2 separate regions of the Homo sapiens genome follow, and region 1 is linked to region 2. A link is an interaction called in ENCODE POLR2A ChIA-PET data of the cell type or tissue named here. Cell type or tissue: OCI-LY7. All regions are shown on one strand. Each heading gives the region's core, and the rest is flanking DNA. Links, peaks and the distances in the headings are about the cores only. Region 1 overlaps SMG7 (SMG7 nonsense mediated mRNA decay factor). Region 2 overlaps NCF2 (neutrophil cytosolic factor 2).

The links. ChIA-PET counts read pairs that join two places held together with the same protein. Peaks named below come from ENCODE experiments on the same cell type or tissue, not always from the same donor. Only the 100,000 strongest peaks of a DNase experiment are listed, where the experiment ranks them.
Region 1: POLR2A ChIA-PET joins it to region 2 with 12 read pairs; 11 of 35 experiments call an interaction of 5 or more read pairs at or near these places.

The regions. Positions count from the first base shown.
Region 1 is chr1:183,476,335-183,480,734 of GRCh38, reverse strand. All of the region lies in intron 1 of SMG7 (SMG7 nonsense mediated mRNA decay factor), which reads right to left. Among named protein-coding and RNA genes, the nearest start is that of SMG7, 6.0 kb to the right of the region's middle. In OCI-LY7, for the core only: no CTCF peak of the experiment used is centred there; a DNase peak (open chromatin) is centred at 2,194; H3K4me3 peaks cover 3,897 bases; H3K27ac peaks cover 4,000 bases.
Region 2 is chr1:183,583,259-183,587,658 of GRCh38, reverse strand. NCF2 (neutrophil cytosolic factor 2) reads left to right here. Exons shown (of 15, transcript NM_000433.4): 2 at 682-764. It also overlaps the pseudogene C18orf32P1. Among named protein-coding and RNA genes, the nearest start is that of NCF2, 5.0 kb to the left of the region's middle. In OCI-LY7, for the core only: no CTCF peak of the experiment used is centred there; DNase peaks (open chromatin) are centred at 2,538 and 2,878; H3K4me3 peaks cover 1,368 bases; H3K27ac peaks cover 1,876 bases.

The DNA.
Region 1 (4,400 bases), core at 332-4,331, 110 kb after region 2:
AGAGCTCAGAACACCCTGTAAAGCCTCTGTGTATATACCACTGCCAGTATGAACTATTTGGTAATTGAGTACTTACTTGTATGCCCAGTGAAACTACTTGAGGGCACAGTCTCTTTTTATCCCCAGGGACCTGGGATATAGCATGGCCCAAACTGAATGTTTATTGGTGGAATGGATAGAAGGACAGATACAAGAGAGGGGGACACACAGAGGAAGGAAAACAAAAGTGTGAGTTTGAGGGAAAGGAAAACAATCAGTAAATGAATTTGGCCACCGTGAGGTCTTTGGCACCTTTGGAAATGGTAATTTCAATAATGTACTCAGAAAAAAATGGACTGATAGCAAGGGATTAAGGAAAAGTAGATGGTAACTAAAGGAAAAACATAGGTTAGGGCAAACTTGAAACGCTTGGCCATAAAACAAAGGTAAAGAAGGACAGAACTTGAAAAGAAAAATCAGATCAGGAAGGCCTTTTAAAGGAAAATTGAGATTGGTTCACAGAAAGTAAGATCGGTAAAGGGAATAATTTAAAAGAAGAGAGCGACACAAGTGAAAAAAGATCCTGAAGGATGGTAAACATTAAAGAGTACAGTTAAAGGAAGGGATTCTGTAGGATCCTGCCTGACCAAATTCCTTTTCCCTTTTTGAGGCCTACAGCAGCCACCAAATCTTTGAACTACCACTTCCACATCACCACTTCTCTGTCCATAAACCTACCTTATCTAAGAAAAACTTAGATGTGGTCAGCATACTAATTAATGCAATGTATTAAGTGAGTGAATCAATTTTTAAAAAACTTATTTGGAATAAAGGAGCCATGAGTTGTTCTTCCCGCCTGAAATGGCAATTTGCCCAATATCCACTTATTAAAATCCCATCCATCTTTCAATGTACAAACCAAATCTCACCTCCTCAAAGACACCCTCTCCACCCCATCTCCACCTCTGTTGGAATAAACTTCTTGCCTATACTTACATAATACCTTTGACCTACTATTATAGCTACTTAAATGTCTTTCTTTTAATTTGCCAAAGGCATAACCCCGGTAATTGTGCTCTATACAATAAGTATTCAATAATTGCCAGTAAAAGAACACAGATTTAAGAAATTAAAATATGTACAAATGTTTATGGATAATGTCTGCCTATGGTAACTAGCCTATTACTACCTAAAAGAAAACTGAAAAGAAAATCCAATCTGTGGCTTAGAGGAGAAAACAAGAAAATGAACCCATGCAGTGCATATATATCTTTACTACATATATTTTCTAAATCAGTGGTTCTCAACTGGGGGTGAATTTACAATCCAGGGGACATCTGGCAATGTGTGGACATTTTTTATTGTCACGATTGCAAGGGAAGATACTGGCATTTAATGGATAGAGGCCAGGGATGCTGCTGAACGTCTTACAATGCTCAAGACAACCCACCACAACAAAGAACTATCTGGACCAAGTCGTCAATAAGTGCCAAGGTTGAGAAATCCTGTTGTAAATGAAACAGACAAGAAAAAAACCCAAAGCTGCCACATAGTCTACTTGAGATTCCTAAAATTTTCTTAGACAATTAGTAGAATCACCTCCTCTTTCCACTGACTAAAAACTGGGTCTAAGGGAGAGTAAAAACAATGTTCCTAAGCAGCTCCATTTACACACTAACAAAAAAAGAGCTGGTTACAAGCTGTCACTTACCATGTGACATACCTGCCAAAATTCCACTCTTATATTTCCTTGTAAATGCTTAGTTACAATTTCCCAGACAGCTGATAAGTCTATTCATAACAATACAGCAACTAAACTAAAATATGGCTTGACTGCAAAACTTTAATGGCAATATATAATGGCCATCTGCCAATATACCTACAAACAGATGAATAATCCACTATCTACAAGACGTATGCTTTATAATTTATTCTCTACACAAGATCAATTAAACTAACCCATCTAAACTTTCAGGCACTCATTCATGACACTAATACAAAAATTTGAAAGGCTAGCCGGAGGCAGGAAACAATTTTTCTCAAGTATAAAACACACCAGCCCTTTTAAAGTGTGAACCACTCTCCACCTCAAAACTGCCTCATGAAACTTGCAATACTAGTGGGTCCAGATCTTACTGTAACACATCCATTAAAAACAACAACATAAAACTCAGCAATTGCTTCTTCTACCATGAAGGCAGAAGACCACAGCTGTTAGAAAGCAAAGAAATGAAACCTAAGATAGGACAGGAAGTATACATTTTGAATCCAAATGAAACCACAAGGGAAGCAGAAATTAACTGCCAAAATAATTTAGTCAGACAATATCCAAGCAGGTAATAAGCTATTAACACTGTTATAACAAAGACTTATAAGCCTAAAGAGACAGTCATTCATTCAAAAAATGTCACCACCTTTGGCTGATATTCCGGGACAAAAGCTACTTTACATTCTGTAAAGCATGTACCTGGTGGAAAGGAAGGGGATGGGGCAGGTGAAGAAGACTTCGTGGACCACATGGACTAAAATCAGCATGTGCTCTAAGACTTCTAGAAGCTTCAGGATACAGTGACTATCTGATCTAGCATTACTAGACTCTTCTAGAACCTGGAGACCATCCTATTTATATATTCCTCCCAATGCTCCCACTATCTTCTCTGTTCCTCTCCCCAGGCTAGGATAAGGCTTAGCTTGCTACTTTATCCAGCCTTATCTCCACTATCTCTCTGTTTCAAGATTTATAGTGATACATTTTTATTTTATACCATATTGGATATTTTACTTCCTATTTAAATGACAACCATTTTTCTGCTGGCTTAGAAAACAACCCTGTGGCTGTTATATTAGTAACAAAACTTCTGACAAGTGAGCCACTGAGATGCAGCGTCTTCACTATACATGTATCATACAAAAAATATATGTATATATACACACATATGTGCATAGACACATATACATATATGTATACATACACACATACACACATGTATATATGCACACATATGCACACACATGTATATATGCATATATACACATGCACACACGTATATATGCATATATACACATATGCACACACGTATATATGCATATATACACATATGCACACACGTATATATGCATATATACACATATGCACACACGTATATATGCATATATACACATATGCACACACGTATATATGCATATATACACATATGCACACACGTATATATGCATATATACACATATGCACACACATGTATATATGCATATATACACATATGCACACACGTGTATATATGCATATATACACATATGCACACATGTATATATGTATATATACACATATGCACACATACACACACACACACACACACAAAACAAAACAGATACTTTCTGGACCTTTCCTGTAAAGGAGTCTAACAGTAGGAATCCACTTCAAGTGGATCTCACTGAAACACTCACAGCATAGGAAGAAATTAGAGACAAAAGAGAATAGTGAAGGAAGAAAAGGAGGAAAGTTGAAGGGAGCATAGAGTATGAACAGTGGCTCCCACAATGGCAGCAGAAGTCATTCGGTGGCACCTGTGCCACCTTTTATAACAGGATTTGACCTGTTTGACTGGTATTCCCTATAGCTATGATTATTCTACTTTCTCATCTTCCAAAACAACTTTGATGTCTTCTCTGTCTGGTACTTTAATACTTCCCCCACTCCTGCTTTTCCAACTTTGATATGTTAATTTCCACTTTTCTTTTTTTCAAAATGCCATTATTTTAAAGCATAATATTATACCTCACCTGCGGCCTATCCTAACCTTCTCCTACCCCCATCAAATGAATTGTATTCAATACACCCTTTCTTTTACTCAACAGAGGTGTCAAAGTCTTTTAAAATCTTTCATTCTGTCATAAATCAAAAGAGAAAATACTCTGAATTCTCCTTCAATTTGAGTAATAAATTCCCAATGTTATTCGGCCTAGAACCCTCATATTTAAGATCATATTTTTATTTTTATAAAACATAACAAAGTATTTTCAACTTAACTGATTCTCTTAGAAGTCTTGTCAGTGTATTAAAAAGATACTTACCTTTCAACAAACAAAAAATTTCATTATCCTTTCCTGCCCAGAATATCATCATCTTTCCCACATAGAAGATAGGTTTTCTTCCTTTCATCTCTGCTCTATTTTTATAACTTGAGACTAATTCAGTTCCCTTGATGTTGAATTCTCTCTTTATTGGTCTTACTGGGACTTCTTGCCTCCTATCTTCATTTCTGACCCTTCTGAAACAGCCATCTTGCTCCTTGGTTTCCCACCACCCCACCATTTCAATGCCAGACATCCCAGCTCATTTACTCTAACAAATTAAAATTCAGCCAAGACAAAACTAATTTTCATCTACATGAGGCAGGATCTGTAGCTATAGAGATTAAAAA
Region 2 (4,400 bases), core at 194-4,193:
ATAGTCCACTTTGTCTTTATTTGTATCATTGGATTTTTTTTTTTTTTTTTTTTTTTTTTTTTTGAGACAGGGTGCCTTACTTTGTTGCCCAGGCTGGAGTGCAGTGGTGCCGTCACAGCTCACGGCAGTCTCCACCTCCTGGGCTTGAGCGATTGACCTACCTCAGTCCCCCAAGTAGCTGGGACCACAGGCATGTGCCACCACATCTGACTAATTTTTAAATTTTTCGTAGAGATGGAGTCTCACTATTTTGCCCAGGTTGGTCTTGAACTCCTGGGCTCAAGTGATCCACCTGCCTTGGCCTCCCAAAGTGCTGGGATTACAGGTGTGAGCAACCGCACCTGGGAATTATTGGATTCTTGTGTAGCTTTTCTAGGCCATATATGACTAACAAAAGCAGAAATCAGATGGTATATGTATGGCTCCAGGAATGTTTTGTAGATCCACAGCAGAACTGGAATGACAATACAAGGAATGCACACCATTGTCCCAGACTTCAGCTTCTAAATGTGAGAGCGAAGTGGGGTGCACCGTGAGAGCACAGGGTGGGCCTCGAGGTGCCGACGAGGGCAGACAGCAGAGCTGGGCACCACAGGGAGCTAGGGCTCTGTGAGCCGTGGCTCATCTCACACCTCCTCACTGCCTTGCATCATGGCCATGTCTGGACCCTTCTCTCCTCAGGCCTTTACCAGAAGCATTAACCGAGACAAGCACTTGGCAGTGGCTTACTTCCAACGAGGGATGCTCTACTACCAGACAGAGAAGTAAGTGGTTCAATGTTGCACCAACTGGAGGATTTCAGAGAGAAACCCAAGGGGTCTCAGTGTTGCGGGCTTGGTGTTTGAGCAGTACCTTCCCAACCTCTGTTGGGAAATGTGACTGGCCCTTCTGGGGACAGTTATGCAATAAATCAGCAGGTGAGGCAGAAGCTCTCACTGGGGAGGCAAGGCAGGTCTGCCACCAGATTATAAATCAGCTGTGTCATAGGCACAATGAGCCTAGGTAACCACCATGGGCCTGATACTCAGCTGGTGTGACACCCCACCAGTGTCCCTGATGGGGTCACCCATGTAGGTCTCCTATGAGGTACTGAGCTGTCACAGAATGGGGATGATCATGAAACTGCATCAAAACCTGGCTTCATCCCAGCAAAATGCATTTCCAAAACCTGGTTTAATCCATTTGAGGAAATATACTTCAGCTGCAAAAATGATAATACAAATTAACATTATATGTATAAGAATAAATTACTACAGATAAGTAAGTAGCGTATGCACTTATACAGAAAAAGTTTGCAGTAGATGTTAATTTTTTTTCTTTTTCCGAGACAGAGTTTCACTCTTGTTGCCCAGGCTGGAGTGCAAGGGCTCGATCTCAGCTCACCGCAGCCTCCGCCTCCCAGGCTCAAGCGATTCTCCTGGCTTACCCTCCCGAGTAGCTGGGACTACAGGCATGCGCCACCACACCCAGCTAATTTTGTATTTTTAGTAGAGATGGGGTTTCTCCATGTTGGTCAGGCTGGTCTTGAACTCCCGACCTCAGGTGATCTGCCCACCTCAGCCCCCCAAAGTGCTGGGATTACAGGCATGTGCCACCACGCCCAGCCAGATGTTAAATTTAAAAACAGATTTCAAAACAGTTCATATAGCATAGTCCCATTTCTGTATCACAGAATAAAGTCTGGAAGGCCATAGATCAAAATGTTATCAATAATTCTCTCTGGATGGTGGGATTATAGGAAAATCCATTTTCTTCTATCACCCTGTCTGCATTTTTAGGTTTGTTTATAGTCAACATGGAATAATTAGTACAAAGATTAATAAATTCAAAATGAAAGTTAATCTCAATTCCTCCTCCCTCTCATCCTGCACAAATACCTCATAACAAATAACAAAGGAAAAAAATTCTAAGTGATAATTTCAAATGTTTTGGGGCATGGGAAACTGACCCTTTGTAGAAACTGTTCCACCAGTGTGCATCAGTTCTAGGGAAGAGGAATTTGGCTCAGGCTAATGAAGAATTTTTTTTTTTTTTGAGACGGAGTTTCGCCCTGTCACCCAGGCTGGAGTGCAGTGGCGCGATCTCGGCTCACTGCAACCTCTGCCTTCCACGTTCAAACAATTCTCTTGCCTCAGCCTCCCAAGTAGCTGGGATTACAGGTGCCCGCCACTACGTCCAGCTAATTTGTGTATTTTTCAGTAGAGACAGGGTTTCACCATGTTGGCCACGCTGGTCTCGAACTCCTGACCTTGTGATCCACCCGCCTCGGCCTCCCAAAGTACTGGGATTACAGGCATGAGTCACTGAGCCCAGCCTAATAAAGAACTTTCTGACAGTGAAAATGATCTGTGCATGGTGTGGGTGGGGTGAGGGTGAGGCCGGGCGTGGATGGAGCAGCAGGGAGGTTGTAGACAATGTCCAGACATCAGAGAGAGGGCTGGGCTCTGATCCTGTGCCACCCTGAAAGGCTTTGATCCTATGGTTTGGTCAGAAACAGAGCCTGTAAAACCCATGTATGCAGCTGTTGCTAAGGGCAACCACAAGATGCTCAAAGGACCTTAAAGATGTAGATGCAGTTAGTTACCTGAAGAAGTGAAAGTAGAAGTGAAGTCTTTTCTAAAAGAAAAACCACAGACACAATGGCAATCTGGGGAGAAAGAGAGCCTGGGATTGGGAGAAGATATCCAGGCATTTAGCTCTCTCTTCCCCCCATATTTAGTGTGACATATTTATTGTGACTTTATAAATTCTTTTTTTAATTTTAATTTTTTATTTTAATGTTTGTGGGTATGCAGTAGGTGTATATATTTATGGGACACATGAGATATTTTGGTACAGCAGGTGTTTATCTTGACCGACGTCTTGCCTCTAACTGCCTGTCCCCGCTCTTAACATCCTTCTCTTTCTCACTCCCCCTTACCCCGTCTCCAGACTATAGAATATGCAGGGAGGCCTAACAACAAATCCTTCAGCCGATCTTAAATCTCAAAACGCAAACTCTAAGGTCATTCCTTAGTGACCTCTAATAGTCTATAAAGAAGAGATACAACTGGCAAAAGAGTGAAGGCTCCCAGAAAGAATTTCCTCCAAAAAATGCCCGTGAGTCCCAGGATCTGGAAGGCCACGGTTTTGAGTGATTAGAAAGATCTTGGAAACTTCTAAAAGTAAGACCCAGGATTCAATTAATCTGTGATTGGTAATATTAATAGTTACACCTGAGAGAAAAATCTACCGAGTTTTATCTGTAATTCAACAATGAGGAAATTATACAAATGAGGCACTAATCTCAACCTCAAGCAGGCCCTCTTGCGCAATTCCCTAGGTGTTGGTATTCCCTTTGAAGTTCTGTTCTTGACCCTTTTCCCTTTTACAACTGCAGCAGTGGTTGTTAAATGGCAAAATGTGTTTCCAGAAATACACTTTCAAGCACACACATTCGTTTATGTACAATTCAGGGGCTATAGATATGAAGTCCGTATGTGAACCTTGAGGATCCATTCCTGGGCAAGGCCACCCTCTCCCATATGGCTGGCCTCCATTTCTCACAGAATCTGTACCTGAGATCCATCCAGGGAATGTCTCTTTCCCTAAACCTCATCAGGTTGACCTCTTAAATATTTCTTAAATCCACCTATTTCTCTCCATCCCCACTAGCACTGCCTTGGTTGAGACCCTCATTTTTCACCAGGACTACTGCAGTCACTTCCAAACTGATTTTCCAGCCACTGCTCTTGTCCCCTCCATTCATATTCCAGAGTGATCTTGTAAAATAAAAAAAAATTTAAAAAAAGCAATCTCTGTGAGAACTTCCAGTGGCTTCCATGACTGCAAGATAAAGGCCAAATTCCCTTGCCTGTTCCTATGTGGTCCAGCTGCTGCCACCCACTCATGCATCCTCCGTGCCTTTGCCCCAGCCATGCCCAACCACTAAGGCAGCGTCTGCTCCCTCTTTTGAGCCTCCTTTTGTAATATGTCTGGCCCGTGACAGATATTTGCTTCCTGTATATATTTGTCTTCTCCACTACTCTACGAATTTCGTAAGAAATCTTTACTTACTCATGCTTGTATTTCAGTATCTAGCATAGTAGTTACTCAATAAATGAGTGTTGGATTAAATAAAAGTGAGCAAAATATAGTCTCCGTTTCAAGGAACTTATAAATTAAAAAGGGGAAACAAGTCAAGAACACCAGTAACTGTAATGCAAGGCAGAAGTGGGTAACTGCTGTAAGAGGTAGTTTTAAGTAAGCGGGATGGGGGCTAGAGAAATTACTTCTTAATGTGTGGGACAGAAATTCCCTCAGATTGGCTGGGCACAGTGGCTCACACCTGTAATCCCAGCACTTTAGGAGGCCAAGGTAGGCGGATCACCTGAGGTCAAGAGTTTGAAACCAGCCTGGCC